2 separate regions of the Homo sapiens genome follow, and region 2 is linked to region 1. Evidence: chromatin loops called from intact Hi-C (ENCODE). Cell type or tissue: prostate gland. All regions are shown on one strand. Each heading gives the region's core, and the rest is flanking DNA. Links, peaks and the distances in the headings are about the cores only. Region 1 has its middle 190 kb from the start of BRINP1. Region 2 overlaps LOC105376253 (a long non-coding RNA gene).

Region 1 (8,335 bases), core at 166-8,165:
TGGAGATATCATTGGGAACAAATGGCATTTGCTGTTAATGTGGGGGTAAATGGCCTCCACTCTGACTTGTGATATTTTAACTCTCTTAAGGAAGAAAGTGACACTGCAGTTCTCTTGTGCTGCCTGGCCCAAAGGCAGGGGAACATTATTCATCTGGATCATTAACCCTAAAATATGATTTTACCCACAGCAGCATTCCATGGAGGGCAGCTACTGTGGGAAAATTGTGACACCAGGCAGAGCTCAGGCAGGGCTGAGCATCAGAACCTCAGTTTCTTTGTACATCCACTGCTCACAAGCTGTGTGACCCTGGGTTAATTTTCCAGGACCTCAGTTTTCTCATCTGTAAAATGAAGATAGCAGCCTATACCTTGCCTACTTTGAATCGTGATGGTGAGGATATCCTGAGATAGTGTCAAAGCCTTAAGGGGGCTAAAACACCGTATAATTGTTTGTTACAATTACGGATTTTTTGGGTTGGTTGCCAGCACATTGCTAACTCTGCACGTTTTTAAAAACCCTTTCCAGTACCCAGTACACAACATTCTTCCATCTCTAGCTCTCCCTGGATCAAATCCTCTTCTCAGAAAAGTTTCTGGTTATCAACCATTTATGGGTAACATTATTCCTTCTTCCTGTCCCTGGTTTCTCTAGCTCCAAACCATTCTCCACCATGCCAGCAGAATTATCTCTGAAACAGACACACCATCCTACTCACAACCCCCTTTCCCTGTGGCTCCAGCTGCCCATGAGTTTATCTGATGCATTCAAGCAAAATTTAGCCATCTCCTACTATGCCTGCCAGGCACTGTTGTAGGTGATGGAACTGTAGCAGTAAATAAAACAGGGAAGGCCTCTGCCCTCCTGAGGTTTGCATTCAAGAAGAAGACAGAAAAAATAAACAGGTAGATAGACAAAGAAGATGCCTTTAGATAGTGATACACTGGATGAAGATAGTAAAGCAAGGAGAAAGAGAAGAGTGATAGGTAAGTGGGAAGTCTTGTGTGTTTGAACTCTATTCTAATAAGAGAAGCAGCAGACATGTGTAGCCCCGGGATGAGAGGGTTAATGGGAAAAAATCTGCAGTCACAGAAGCTTGGTTACAGGATAGGCCTGGCAGAGCCGAAGGATAGCAAGGAATTGTGATGTGAGCAAAGGGAGAGTGGCAAGAGGCATGGTGAATGGGAAAGCTAGGACCCTGGAGACTATAATAAGATTCTCAACTGTGTCCTACCTGCAAAGGGAAGCTTTTGCCAGATGTGAGGCAGGAAAATGACATGATCAGATTTACCTTTTAAAAAGATCACTCTGGCTGTACTGTGGAGAATGGAATTTTTGTGGCTGAAATTCCAAAACTGTCTCGGAAACCTTCACCAGTTGGGTCCAACTTCCATTTTCAGCTGTATCTCCTATCACAAGCACACACATCCTGCACTCTTGGCATGTTAGACTCAATATTGTTTTCTACATGCCATGTTCCTTCACACTTTTTAATTCAACTATTGCTATCTTCTCTTCTGGTAATGCCCTCCTGCTTCCCCAGATGCTGTCACATCATGCATCTGACGACCCATGCTGCATGCTTGGATGTGGGGCCAGAACTGGGGCATTCTTGAGAGCTTGAAACAGATCAGGAAGATAAGCAAGCAGTAGACATTTAGTGTGCTCCTATTATGTGCCTGGCACTGTGCTGGGCCCCTAGGATACAGGTGGAATGAGGCAGACCCAGTCCCTGCCTTCGTGGAGTTTATAATCCAAAGGGTGGGGACGTGTAAAAAGGAAATATGAAATAAATTAGGGATTCTATGCCTTGAAAGAAAATCAGGAGCTAGAAGTACTCATCTTGGAAGCACAAAATCATAGATTTGTGGTCTCATGGAATCTTAAGCTTATAGAATCAAATCATCCCAGGAGAAAAAAATACTAGGAATTAGAAATGAATATTTATCAAGTCTCTGGAGGATGGGGTGGCTGTATAAGCTTAGAAGTGATAGAAGAAATCACAAAGGAAAATACATAAAGCAAACTGGAAAAATACCCACAGCCAATATGACAAAGGATTACTATCTTTATTATGTAAAGAGCGCATGCAAATCAATTAAATTCACTAAGACCCAGTAGATAAGTGAGCAGAGGGCAAGAACAGACAATTCTCAAAAGAGGAAATACATGCAACTGGTTAACAAACACAAGAAAAAAAAACGTTCACTCTCTCTAATAATCAAAGAAAGGCTTATTAAAACCATGAGATAACATTTTTTGCCTATTGAATTAGCAAAGTTTAAACAAAAACAAGAGGATGTCAATGCTTTTGAGAATGGGATGATATAAAGAATCTCACGCATTGCTGGTAGACATGTCAACTAGGGCGACCGTTCTGGAAAACAATTTGGCAATATGCATGAAGACTCTTAAAATAAGATATAATTTTAGTAATTTAATTTCTGGGATTTTTTTTCTAAAGAAAAAAATCCAAAAATAGAAAAAAGATACATGCATGAAGATTTTTTTTTTTTTTTGTGGAGTATTATTTATAGTAGCTAACGCAGGGTGTGGGGTGGACATGGGGAGGCGCGCAAGAAAAAGCGAACTGAGGGGTACAGTTATCCATTTAAGGAAACATTTCATGGCCATTTAAAAACATGTTTGTGAAATTCTTATGCTCTGTACTAAAGTTAAGTGAAGAAGGAGGACAGAAAAAGAAATTGCATATTCAGTACGATCGTGTTCACAGGGAGACGATCATACACGCGCTGACTTAAAGATTTCCAGGTTGTCAGATAGATAAGAACATCCATAGAGCTGTTGCATGAAATGGTTTGGGGCCAGGGACTTGGACTGGGCCATCTTGCTGGTTCCTCCCCTAAGGTTAGAGATTTGGTGAAGAAATAAGAAGCAGTCCCAGGCTTCCTTGGAGAACTTAATGCTTTAAAGCTGTATAATTTTAAGAAACCTGACGGGCTTGACTCCTCCATTTTACAAATGAGGAAACTGAGAACCAAAATGGTTTGGTAACTTGTTCGAGGTGGCACAGATTTGGGGCAAAGCTGGGACTGGAATTTAGACCTTCTGAATTCAAACCAGTGCAGCCTCCAGTCTCAATGTGCCTATGCCTGAGTGGGTAAACATTTGCATTTATTTGGTGGCGGTGGCGGGGGGACAGGGGGCATTTGTGCTACATCTATACACTTGTGCCTGTGGATGTACACAGCCTGCATGTGTATTCAGCTGACAAGTAACCAACCATCGCGATTTGCTTGAGATTGTCCGGATTTTATCAGTCAGGCTGGGACTGTTGCTCACTCTGAATGTGTGTGTGTTTCACCCTGTTTCGTGAGCACGCGCTTTGGGGACATCCTGTGCATCTCTTGATATGTCTGGGTTTGTTTTTCTGCTCCAAAGAGGCTGCCCTTTGGCTCCAGCCAGTCCGTCTGCTCCACAACATCTCCCTCCGTCCCTGGGCCAGGCTTTTCCTGTTTTGCTGGCTGGAGGAAGAGAAGCTCGCGGGAAGCCCCAGGGTCTGGTTCCCATAGGCCGGTGTTCCTTTGCAGGCAGCCACCACGGCACCATCCAGCCGGCTTTTTGGAAGCAGGTCAACGTCCCTCCCAGCAGATCACCCAGCCTAGCTCAACCCAGAAGTAGATGTGTTTTCTTTCACCACGCGCTCGCCTCTTGCATCTCGCGGCTTAATTGGCACTAATGGGGGTGGAGGCCGCCTTTGGACGGCTTCCCGCAGCTGCCCTCTGCTGGTCGGTAGCCGCATTGGCGGCTGGAGCCTGGGGACCTGGAACTGTGGTTTCCGCCTCAGAGCCTGTGGGCCTGGAGACGCGTGTTGGCCACAGCCGCCCTGAGACTTTGGGAGGGTTATGATAAAAGACCTTATTACCAGTCCAGGCACACCTAACAGCCCCAATGTCTCCCTCCTTGAATAAACAGATACAAAAATGCCCTCATTGTGTCTGCTGGAAAAGCAGGGGTTATTCAATAATTAGCCTGTGTGAGCTGGGTGTGGTGGCAGGTGCCTGTAATCCCAGCTACTCTGAAGGCTGAAGTGGGAAGATCACAGGAGACCAAGAGTTCAAGTCCAGCTTGGGCAACATAGCAAGACCTCGTCTTTAAAAAATAAATAAAATAAAATTAGCCTTTCACTTCTTTGGGCTGCAACTTTATCATCCGTAAAATGGGCAGTGCAATGGCATCTATCCCATTAGGTCCTTAACCAGGAGTGGTGGTGTACACCTGTAATTCCAGAAGTTTGGGAGGCCAAGGCAGGCAGGTCACCTGAGGTCAGGAGTTTGAGACCAGCCTGGCCAGCATGGTGAAACCCTGTCTCTACTAAAAATACAAAGATTAGCTGGGTGTGGTGGTGGGCACCTGTAATCTTAGCTACTTGGGAGGCTGAGGCAGGAGAATTGCTTGAACCTGGGAGGCGGAGGTGGCAGTGAGCCGAGATTGTGCCATTGCACTCCAGCCTGGGCCACAGAGGGAGATGCCATCTCAAAAAAAAAAAAAAAAAAAAGAAAGAAAAGAAAAGAAAAGAAAAAACCAAAACGACAACAACAACAAAAAACATTAACCTGTAGTCCCAGGTGGTGTACCTGTAGTCTTGGGAGGCTGAGGTGGGAGGATTGCTTAAGTCCAGGAGGCCAAGGCTGCAGTGAGCTGTGATCATGTCACTGCACTTCAGCCTGGGTGACAGAGTGAGACCCTCTCTCAGACAAAAAAAGAAAGAAGGAAAGAAAGGAAGAGAGAAAGAGAGAGAGAGAAAGAAAAGAAAAGAAAAGAGAAACACATTAGGTCCTTGCGAGGCTTAGTGCAGAATGTCTGTAAGGAACCTCACCCTCACCTCACCTGCCACACAAGGAATACCAAAAAAAGGTGTCTGTTATTATCAACAATGATGCTGTTCTCATTGCAGTGGGAGCCAGTGATGACACGAGCGGGTCTTTTCTATAGCATCATGGTGGAAGGCCACGTGGAGGAAATGCTTTCCAAGCTGGCTTCTGCTGGATTGCTAGGATTTAACAAATATTTGTGTACTATTGCAATGTGCCAACTATTGTCCAAGAAATTATAGGGGTATAGAAGTGAATAATTTGCTGTTCCCAAGTCAGAATAACTGCACTAAACTTGAAATAATGTAAAGAACTTTTATATTCAACTGAAGCATATTTTTAAAATAATGATAACCGTCTCATGTTTGTCCAGTGTGTTTCAGGTCTGAGTCCTGTTCCAGGCTCCTCAGAGAGATAATGGATGTGAGCACTATAGAAAATAGACAGCTTTCTGCAAAATTAAGGTGATTCATATTGAGGGGTGAAGTTTGTCTATATCCCTCATTGACTAAACAAATCGTTTGTGCCTGTTAGATTGATAAAGACGATCACAGAGCCATAGCACTGTGGGCCTTCAGAGCTAGAAGATACTTTATCTGCTTCTATTTCCATTCATTGCTGTCTGCAGAATACCTGTCAGGTGGGAATCTATGCTCTGTTTGAATGCTTCTGGGGATGGGGCACTCACTTCTACCCTAAGTAGAGGTCTATCTGTCTTTACATAAGCAGATACATTGAGTGTTCTGTTTTCTCTCTTACTGGCTAAATCCAGACAAGTTATGTTAATTTTGCCCCTAAATATCTCTCAGCATCCTCATCAGTACTGCCTCTGTACAAATATCACTTCCATTGCAATTATAGTCATTTTCTAATTAGACTGCTAGCTTAAGCTTGCCCCTCCCTCTTCACCCCAATCCACTCTCTATGTTACTTTGCCACATGCGAATCTGATCTTGAAGTTCCGTTTAAACCCTTTGCCTTTCCCCTGCCTAGAGAAGCTCATCCTCCTTAGCAAGGCCTATGCTGTCTTTAACAGCCCAGCTCCTAGTTGCTTTCTGCAGCAGGGGTTAGCAGACTGTGTCTCATGGACCAAATAAAACCCACAACCTATATGTTCCATGAACAAAAAACATGGTTTTGACATTTTTAAACATAAAGTGCTAAACAAACCATTATACTTTTGGAGAGAATAGTTGCTTAAAAAGTTAAGGACGCTGGCCCTTGGCCCACAAAACCTAAAATATTTACTATCTGACTCTCTATTGAAAAAGTTTGGTGATACCTGGAGAATCAGCTCCTAAGATCCCTACACACTTGACTTTGCAGCAAGCTGGCGCAATTTGCCAAACTCCAAGTATAACATGCTTTTACACAGCCCTGTCATTCCCTCTGACTGACATCCTACCCTGCCTGCCTCTGTGATAAACTCTTACTTTTTAATGATGATGATAATGATGATGACAATGGCTAATGGGTGTTAAATACTAACTGTGTGCCCATCACTGTTTTAAGTACCTTACACGCATTAATTCATTTAATACACACAACAAGCCTATGAGGGAGCACAATTATTATTTCCATTTTACAGAGAAGACTAACATGCCAGAGATAAGGTTACTTGCCCAAAGTTACAGAACTGCGAAGTGGCTGAGATGATTCAAGACTCAGCTGTGCTGTTTCCTGGAAAGCCTTCTCAGAACTCATGGAGTGGGTTTGCTGTTCTCTTTCCTTGGATAATGTAGCACCTGCCTGGATCATAACATAATCCCTAGAAGGTTGCCGCTATCTGTGTCAGTGACCTCCTTCCCACCCAGGTGGTGACCTGCTGGGGCTAGGAGTCTTATATTTTGCATTTCTGACATTCTCCCTGGCACGTATTCTTAGGCCCCAGTGCTATGGGTGCTGAAAACACCATTCAAGTGAATCAATTTGCAGGGCTTCTTGCAGGTGACCCTAGTGGCTATTTTAAGAATACGTTAACAGTGTGAGCCTACAATAGGCGTTGTTGACTGATATGGTTTGGCTCTGTGTCCCCACCCAAATCATGTTGAATTGTAATTCCCAATGTTGGAGGGGGAACCTGGTGGGAGGTGATTGGATCATAGGGGCAGATTTTCCCCTTGCTGTTCTCGTGATAGTGAGTTTCACAAGATCTGATGGTTTAAAAGTGTGTGGCACTTCCTCCTTTGCTCTCTCTCCTGCCACCGTGTGTGGATGTGCCTTCTTTCGCCTTCATCCTTCTGCCATGATTGTAAGTTTCCTGAGGCCTCCCAGTCATGCTTCCTGTATAGTCTGCAAAACTGTGAGTCAATTAAACCTCTTTTATTCATAAATTACCCAGTCTCAGATAGTTCTTTATAGCAGTATAAGAACAGACTAATGCATTGACTCAAGAGCAAAGGATATGTCAGGACCACAGAACTGAAAACTCTTGCTGTAAGACTTGATTGACCTAGGAGTGGTGGAGATGGTATAGGTTTTTCCAGGGTTGGGCTCCCTGAGAAGACTGGAGATTTAAGCCAGGAAAGACCAAAAAACCAGTTTCTATAACAGTAGCAAAAAGAGTGACACCTCCATGCAGGGGTGTTATAAATTTTCTATATGATAAAGAACACTGTAAGATATGAAATGCTATTTAATTGTTATACATACATATATATAAATAATACTGCTAGCTTTAGGAGTGGGGGATAAGTCATAGGAAGGTGTATAGAAAAAATATATTAGAAATTTTTATCCCTGTGGCTTATCATCCTGGGTCTTGAGAATCTCTTCTGTCCTTAAGTCTTAGGATCCCAGGATAAAAGTACAGTAGGTATTTCAGTCCACATTTAAGAACCACAGATGATTAAGGGATGAAGAAGCCTTAATGATCATCCAGTTCAACCCAATGGAGAGAAATCCTTAGGCAAAATATTACCTTAAGCAAGAAGATATTCTTCCACCAGAAAACACTGGAGCATTTTGCAAGCCTTGTGTAAAGGGTATATCTGGGTTGTAGGGACACTTGGAATCTGGGACTTCACTTAACAGAATTGCACCTTTCTTTATGTCTTTCATTTCTGCATGCCAGTTCCATTAGATAAACTGCTGGCTTCCTCTATAGGGCCGTGGTTCCTACCACTCATATTTCATGACTACCACCTGAGAGAGACTGAGACTCTTCCTTTCTCTCCCTTTAGTTCTGATAAGAAAATCCCAGGGAAAAACTCTGAATGGCCTGGCTTATATACAAGGTGTACTTCTGGGCCAGTAGCTATGGCTTGGGGCTAGGGCCAAGCATGGCCACCAGCATTCCACCTCTGTGTACCGAGGTCATTCCCAAAGTGAGAGAGGTGTAGAGAACTTGGTAGCTGCTTCAGGTGGTATCCACTGCAAAAGATGAGAAATGGGGGCCCAGGGAGGTAGTTACATGCTCCCCATCCAGAAATATCCATTTTTTTTTTTTTGAGACAGAGTTTCCCTCTTGTTGCCCAGGCTGGAGTGCAATGGCACGATCT
Region 2 (8,335 bases), core at 177-8,176, 790 kb before region 1:
TTCATTGAAATGAAAAGCTATGACATATAGTTGAGTCAATTATATGATGTTGTTTTTATAAAATTATACTTTCATTTTATGCCCATCTAGAAGGATGTCTACCAAAATGTTGACATGAACATTCACCTTTGAGGGGGTGGAATTTCAAATGGCATGTGTGTATTTTTATTTTGGGGGAATAAAAGCATAAGGTCATTGGGGCTAGGAGTAAACAAGTATAGCAACATAAGATGTACCCAAGGGAGTATATGTTCCCCAAAATGTATGCTGGGAAGCCATCTGCACTGGTAGAAAAGACCTCCACATTGTTTCCTTTCAGTGGGTACTGGGAAACTGGTAGGGCTGGATGATCACAGTGTATACATGGCTCTGAGCTCCCTAGTAGGTAAAGCAAAGAGTAAAAGGAGCATCTACAACTTGTTTGCTGTTGCCCAAAGGAGCCACAGCTGTTCCTGGGAGAGGCTGAGAGGCACTCCTGGATCTCTGAGAGGGGCGTCTCCCAGCTGTGATGAACAATGTCCTCCACAACACGCTTTCACTTCACACAACGAGACCCCAGGGCGATTCCTAAATGCTGGCCATGGTGTCCTCCATGGTAAGGGCAGTGAATGAGGCTGTGAGGCAGGAAACGCGGCAGGGGAGGGGAGTTGCTCTTGACTGCCAGCTCCTGATATTTGGTTGTGTGCCCATGGGGCTCAGCAAGCTGCCTGCAGGGGAGGGAAGTGAAGGAGCCCTCGTGGGTCCCTACTCTGGGCTGGGCATTCCTTCTCCTGTTCATCCTCATGAGAGGTCTGGCTGATGAGGCTCATCATGCCCATTTTGCAGCTGAGAAAACTGAGAGGAGACATTCATTGCCAGAGCTCATCTAGCTGCAGAATGGCAGAGCAGGAAACTCTGGCTGGGTCCTGTTTTCCAGCTCAGCCTCACAAGGTAGAGCCGCCTACCCCTCAAGCAGCCCCATCCCTGGGGCTCTGACATGCTCTGGCTCTGTTCCTTGAGGCTGGCCTGGCTCTTGTCCACTCACTCTGCATACCTACTCTTGGGTAGCCTTGGGCAAGTTCCTTAAACTCTCTGGGCCTCAGCTTCCTCATCTGGAAAATGGGGATTATAGAAGTACCTGCTTCATTGGCTTCTGGTGAGGAGGAAGTGAGCTAATAAACGTGCAACGTGTTGAGGGCATGGCCTGGTACACAGTAAATACTCCCTGGTGTCATACAGCTGGTTTATTTCCTCCCACTCATCCTCCTCCTCACATCGGAAGGACTTTTCTGAAACTCACCTTTGAGGATGCTGATGCCACCTCCCCTTTCCGGAAGCTCATTCTCATCGACAGGATTCTGTGTCCTCCGGCCCAACTCACCTGTGAGTGCCATGGCCATTGGCCTGGGGCCTCATGCTGGCGGGTTTTATTCTTCCTTCCCACTGACATCTCATGCCTGCAGGTCTCAGGGGAATGTGGCATAACCAGGCAGAATGGGGCAGAGGTCGAGTGAGGGACATGCGCTCACCATTCTGGGCTCTGCGCACTAATGACTCCCACGTGTCTTGGCTCATGGTTCAGAGAATGCCTTTTTTTTCAGCACGTCTCCATCATCCCCATATGCTTTGGGGCACATTTCTCCTTGGGAAATGCTTTGTTTGGGCAGGTAACAAGTTCCCTGATCGGGGATGACGGCACGCAGAGGCTGAAGGATGAAGACAGAAGTCAGGTGCTGGGAGCTGGATTTGGAAGGGACCATGTTTAAGGTCCTCTTGGGTCCTGTGAATCTGAGTGTATTTGTGGTTCCCTTATTTCTACAGGCCTTTCCCCTTGCAGCATTAAGTGGGGCTTTCCTTTGCTGATCGGAGCCCAAAGATGGGGAATTTGTTGGCTGGAATGACTGCCTCACACTCTCTCTGGCTCCCCCCTGTCCCCAGTCACACATTTGCTCTGCATCTTGAAGTCAGAGGAATGCTTCTCAGATAATAATCTGGCCATGTCATTTTCTTCTTCAGAAGCTGGCAGAGGGCCCACTGTGCTCATGTTTGGAGTCTTTTGCATGATCAGGCCCCCACTGCGTTGCTGGCCACACTGCACTCTTAAGGTGTCCCCGCATTGGGGTCATTGCACGCAGAGACCTGTAGCTCTCCTGCCCATCCTCATGCTCTTCTCTTGGCTAACACACCCTGGTCCTTCAGGTCCCAGTTCAGATATCACCTCCTCCAGAAGCCTTTCCTAACACCAGAGACCGGGTCCAGGGCCCTGCTAGGTGCCTGTCTACCTCTGTCCCAGCCCTTATCAACCTGAATTGTAATCCTCATGAATCTGTCTCCTTCACTGATGGAGGGCTCTTTGCGGACATCTTGGTGTCTCCAGCATCTAACACAGAGTTGGACCTCAGGGTCCCAGGCCTGACCCTGCCGTTCACTGGCTCCAGTGGCCACTCTCAGTTATCTGAGGTTAGTGTGTGAAACAAAATCCCTACCTGATGCAAGGCAAAATGAGGTACAAGGCCGGGCATGGTGGCTCATGCCTATAATCCCAGCACTTTGGGAGGCCGAGGGTGGTGGATCACCTAAAGTCAGGAGTTTGAGACCAGCCTGGCCAACATCGTGAAACCCCATCTCTACTAAAAATACAAAAATTAGCTGGGTGTGGCAGCACGTGCCTGTAGCCCCAGCTACTTGGGAGGCTGAGGCAGGAGAATTGCTTGAACTCAGGAGGCAGATGTTGCAGTGAGCCAAGAGTGCACCACTGCACTCCAGCCTGGGTGACAGAGCAAACTCCATCTCAAAAAACAAAAAAAAAAAACACAAAAAACCAAAAAAAAAAACCAAAAAAAACCCCAAAACCCACCATGGTACAAACCATTGTAACATAAGGTAATGTAGGCATATACTTAACCATTTTCAGAGCTCTCCATTATCTTGTGACATCTCAGTACCCGTCCCCTGAGCTAGGCTGGGCTGGGGTTATTATTTCCATCTCCGTCTGAGAGAACTGATGCTCTGAGAGTGGAAGTGACTTGTAGCACATCTGGCAAGAGGCAGGAGGAGCTGGTGCAAAGCTGGCCTCTGACCTCCTGCTACTGTAAAGAGCTTGAGTGACCAGGGAAGGTGTCTCCGGGAGGCAGCATTTCTGCTGTGCTTCGAAGTCTGGGAGGGACTGGAAAGAGGAGACAGGGGCAGGCAGGGAGGTGTCAGGAGGGAGAGGGGCAGCCTGAGGTGGGAAACTGGGATGAGAGAAGAACTGGGTGCTCCTGGCCTCTCAGAGCCTGGGCAAGGAGGCTCAAGAGTTAGGTTGGGACTAGATCCTGGTGACCTCTGGAAGCCAGACCGAGGATTGAACTTAATCCCTAGGCTACAGAAAGCTGTCGAAGGCATTTGAGCAGGAAAGAGGCCTCGCCCCAAAGGAGGATGAATGAGGGGGCTGGGAGGCCACTGAGAAGGTGGTAGCGACGTCCATGCAGGAGACGGTGCGCTGGTGGGTGGCAGCGAGCTGGAATGGAGGACATACCTACCACCTCTCTTTGTCCTCTGTCTGACTTTGGCGGGGGTTCCCCAGGATGCATTCGCATTCGGCCAGTGGTCTCTGCCTCAGAGGCGGCAGCTGGTGGGTGGCCCTCCTTCAGAGGGTCGGGGGCTGCTGTCAGGGGTGCTCGGTTGGGAGAATGGGGGGAGGGGAGAGGGGCTGCTGGAGGTGCGAGCAGCGGCTGCTGCCTCTGACTTCCACAGGGGGTCAGTGTAACATTAAAGTTCCTCCCGACTGCTCTGCCCTATGCAACTCCAATGGAGGCCCTTTGGCTCAGGAATCTGGGTCAGCTGGTTATATTTGGAATCCTTGGTGGGCAAGCACAAGGCCAGGTGGGCTGGGGGATTCTGAGCCACTTGAGAATCAATTTTGTTTGTTTTCCTTTTGGTTTTGTTTTTAGAGTTTCAGAAGAATCCAAGAATGCCAGGGACTGATTTGTAAACACATGTCTGTAACATGCAGCGGACAGAGCCCCTTCTTCCTAAAGCCCCCCAGTAGGCTTGAAGCCATTCTTGTCAGAGACCCCTCTGCCTCTGTCTTCATCTGGGAAGATGGTTTCCACCTAGAGGGCAAATGACAGATTCCAGGGCCCTAGGAGGTCTCAAAGTTTGGTTAGATTATCCTGCACATTTTACAACTTTATTGCTTGGTGGTGAGAAAGTTGAGAAACTGAGACCAGACAGGGTAGTCTAATTTGCTGAAGGCCTTGTAGTAAGTTGGTGGTGAATTCAGGTTAGAATCTTGGTCTACTAACCCCCCAAATGGCTCTCCTAACCCCCAATGTCTCTCTGATTTCAGTGGAACCAGCCTGGGATGACAATGTCACCTTCAGCAAAGAACACTCAGATTTACATAATCAGCTGTCATTTACACAGCAGTTCCCATCCACTTTCTCAGTGGACACTCAGTAAGCTTCCTAGAATGGGTGCTTTTCTCTTGTGGAAACTGAGGCCGAGAAGAAGTTGAGGGACTCCCCAGCCAGTCAGGCTTCCTGACCTCAAGCAGGGAGTTTCTTGGAAGATGTCAGTTGTCCCAAACTCTAGTGCATACCAGAATCTCTTGGGAGATCTTGTATGAAATATGGGTCCCTGAGCCCCACCTCCAGGGGTTCTGTTTCACTAGGCTTGGGGTAGGGCCTGGAGATCTGCTTTCTAGACAACGCCCCAAGGACTTCTGAAGCAGGTTGTTGGCAGATCATACTTGGAGATGACTGTGACCTCGCCCGGGGCTTCTCAGACTTTAGCGTGTATAGCCAACACCTGGGCATCAAGTTCAAAAAAACAGAGGCTGGTGAGGTTCCAGAGAAAAAGGAACACTTATACACTGTTGGTGGGAGTGTAAATTAGTTCAACCATTGTGGATAGCAGTGTGGCGATTCCTCAAAGAGCTAAAAACAGAATTACCATTTGACACAGCAATCCCATTACTGGGTGTATTAGTCTGTTCTTGCATTGCTATAAAGAAATACCTGAGGCTGGGTAGTTTATAAGGAAAAGAGGTTTAACTGGCTTATGGTTCTGCAGCCTGTACAGGAAGCATGGTGCTGGCATCTGCTCAGCTTCTGAAGAGGACTCAGGAAACTTATAGTCATGGTGGAAGGTAAAGTGGGAGTGAGGCATCTCACATAGAGGGAAACAAGGGCAAGAGAGAGTGAGGGGGGAGGTGCCACACACTTTTAAATAACCAGATCTCACAAGAACCCAGTCACGATCGTGAGAATAGCACAAAGGGGATGGTGGTAAACCATTCATGAGAAATCCACCTCCATGATCCAATCACCTCCCACCAGGCCCTATCTCCAACACTGGAAATTATAATTTGACATGAGATTTGGGTGGGGACACAGAACCAAACCATATATATCACTGGGCATATACCCAAAGGAATATAAATTGTTCTACCATAAAGACACATGCATGCGTATGTTCATTGCAGCACTGTTCACAATAGCAAAGAGATGAAATCAATCTAAATGCCCATTAATGATAGATTGGATTAAAAAAATGTGGTACATATACACCATGGAATACTATGTAGACATAAAAAGGAATGAGATCATGTCCTTTGTGGGAACATAGTTGGAGCTGGAGACCATTATCCTTAGCAAACTAATGCAGGAACAGAAAACCAAATACCGTATGTTCTCACTTACAGGTGAGAGCTAAATGATGAGAACACATGGATACATAGAGGGGAACAACACGCACTGGGGCCTATGGGAGGGTGGAGGGTAGGAGGAAGGAGAGGATCAGGAAAAATAACCAATGGGTACTGGGCTTAATACCTGGGTGATGAAATGATCTGTACAAAAAACCACTGTGACACGAGTTGATCCATATAACAAACCTGCACATGTACCCCTGAACTTAAAAGTTAAAAAATATCCTCCCAAACAAATAACAAATGCCTGTTCAGACTCAGTGGATCTAGGGCAAGGCCCAAGAATCAGTGTTGTATTTCTTTTCTTTTCTTTTTTTTTTTGAGATGGAGTCTCGCTCTGTCACCAGGCTGGAGTGCAGTGGCGCGATCTCAGCTCACTGCAACCTCCGCTTCCTAGGTTCAAGCGATTCTCCTGCCTCAGCCTCCCGAGTAGCTGGGACTACAGGCGTGTGCCACCACGCCCAGCTAATTTTTGTATTCTTAGTAGAGACGGGGTTTCATGATGTTGGCTAGGATGGTCTCCATCTCTTGACCTCGTGATCTGCCCGCCTTGGCCTCCCAAAGTGCTGAGATTATAGGCGTGAGCCACCGCGTCCGGCCCTCAGTGTTGTATTTCTGAAGAGCTCCCTGGTGATTCTGCTGGAGCGTGGACCACTGTGGTTGAGATCATGCTGTTATCCCCTGGGCACACGTTAGGAGTAGGTAAGTTGCAAAGTAAGCAGACTCTCCCCTGCTGTCCCCTCTGAGGAGGGGCTAATTTATAGTGTCATTTCACTTTCTGAAATTTCCTCTGACCCTCAAATCTAATCCCCCTCCCCGCCCCATATTCCCTACATCAGAGATGGGTGCGTCCTGAACACAGAAGAAAGAAAAGGCAGGACTCTCATCACATCCCATTGCTTACAGGAATCCACAGAGCAACTGTTGGCAAAAACTTTCCTTGGCGTTCCAAGAGCTTAGGGAGGGACAGGAACTATTGAATGCTTTGGGAAACTTAGGTGACCCTAACTCCCTAAAGGCATCTTTTCTATGTCTCTTTTCCATACCTTCCCAATATTATTTCTGCCCCCTCCTGAATCTTGTGTGATGTTAATAGTTCCATATTTTTAATTAGATTTTCTAAGCAAAAGAAAGTTTCCAAAGTTAATTAAAAGTTGCCTCAGTGTAATTGTATAAAAGCAGCTTTTGCTTCTGAAATTAAATTATTATAATTAAACTCCTCTATCCGTTTAAAGATTTTAGTAGAATGTTTATTATTCGTTTATTATGAAGAGACCCTGGGAGGGATGCTGCTTGCACAGCCATGGTCCAGCTGATGCCATGTCATGGACTCAACTTTTCCCTCCCTTTGATGATTTCATGCCTCCGGGAACCAAAAAAATCAAATCCTGTGTGAGCTTTGGTGGTTACATGAAGTGCAGACTTTCAGTGCATCCCCAAATTCTGGCTCACTGTGGTAGGTGCCATCGTAACCCATGCATATTTGCTGCTCCTCCCTGCTCTGCCCTGGTTTTAATCAGACTTGGTCACATGACTTCCTCTCACCAAAGAAAAATGGAGAGAAGTGACATGCCCCACTTCTAAGCAGAAACTGTAGGAGCCAGCATGTGGTTTGGTCTTCCCTCATCTTTGCTATTGTGACTGACAATGTCCCAAATAGACAGAGGCTGCTCCATCAGCCTGGGACCTGGAGGGGAGACAAGGTGGAGCAGAGCTACAGCCAACCGGTAGCAAACACGTAGTGCATGGGAGAAATGAACCCTTGTTTGTTACTGCAGCCAAACTCAGGCTTTCCTTGACTCTCATACACTGTTGCTTGTGAGTGACATAGAGTGTTCTTGTGTTTTGTTGTCTGAAAAATGGAGATTGTTTTGTTTGAATCTGGACAATTGAAAAATTATAGCCCCCAGTTCTCCATACTCTCCAGACTCACCCATTCCTGGTGGTTTCTCATGTACTCTGTGATTTCTCTTAAATATTTGCCTTTGTCCAAGCTGTTTCCTCTCCTTGGAATGACTTTATTAACCTCTTTACCTGGATAATTTCTGTCTAATCTAATGATTCAGTTTAGATGTCCATTTCTATGGAAAACCTTCCTGGCTAACAAGGCAGGGTTTGTTGTTATTACCAGGCTTTCTGATCTGTAAACACCTATGCTGCTATATCTAATTGTCTGAATACATGCCAGTGTCTCCTTTAAATTGAAGTCATATAAAAACATTTAGAGTCTTATAATCCAATATAAAGGCAGACCCATAGTAAACATTTAAATACTTGTTGAATAAACAACAAAGCTTTCGGGCGGGGTGGGGGCGGGGAGGTCAGATGGACCTGAATTCAAATTTTATTTTTCTCAGCTTACTAGACAGCTGATTGTGAACAAGTTACTTAATCTCTCTGTGCTTTAGATTCTTCATCTTTAGAAAGGGTCTAGCAATTAAACCTACTGTTGACTCCTGGTCCACTCCCCATCTCTGGATGGGCCCAACCCTCTGGAAAGACAGCAAGGGCAGGGGAATAATCTAAGCAGCGGGTTTCCCTACTTTTTCCCTACATGGAGTCCTGGGAGGATGAGTATTTGTCTTTTTCCAGACTTGACTGAGAAGGATTTGGGATTTGCTTCCGGCAGTGATGGTGATGAGTCACCTGCTTAGGCAACCTGGA

What was found. Hi-C counts contacts between places; a loop is a spot of excess contacts. Peaks named below come from ENCODE experiments on the same cell type or tissue, not always from the same donor. Only the 100,000 strongest peaks of a DNase experiment are listed, where the experiment ranks them.
Region 2: it touches region 1 in a loop (3-fold over the local background); 50 of 110 quality-filtered maps call a loop at or near these places.

What each region holds. Positions count from the first base shown.
Region 1 is chr9:119,551,654-119,559,988 of GRCh38, reverse strand. No RefSeq gene overlaps it. Among named protein-coding and RNA genes, the nearest start is that of BRINP1, 190 kb to the right of the region's middle. RefSeq lists enhancers at 3,561-3,610, 3,561-4,081. In prostate gland, for the core only: a CTCF peak has its summit at 3,743 (motif pointing left); a DNase peak (open chromatin) is centred at 3,538; H3K4me3 peaks cover 418 bases; H3K27ac peaks cover 1,043 bases.
Region 2 is chr9:120,344,434-120,352,768 of GRCh38, reverse strand. The region is part of intron 2 of LOC105376253 (a long non-coding RNA gene); the gene reads left to right. Among named protein-coding and RNA genes, the nearest start is that of MIR147A, 100 kb to the right of the region's middle. In prostate gland, for the core only: a CTCF peak has its summit at 3,699 (motif pointing right); a DNase peak (open chromatin) is centred at 3,603.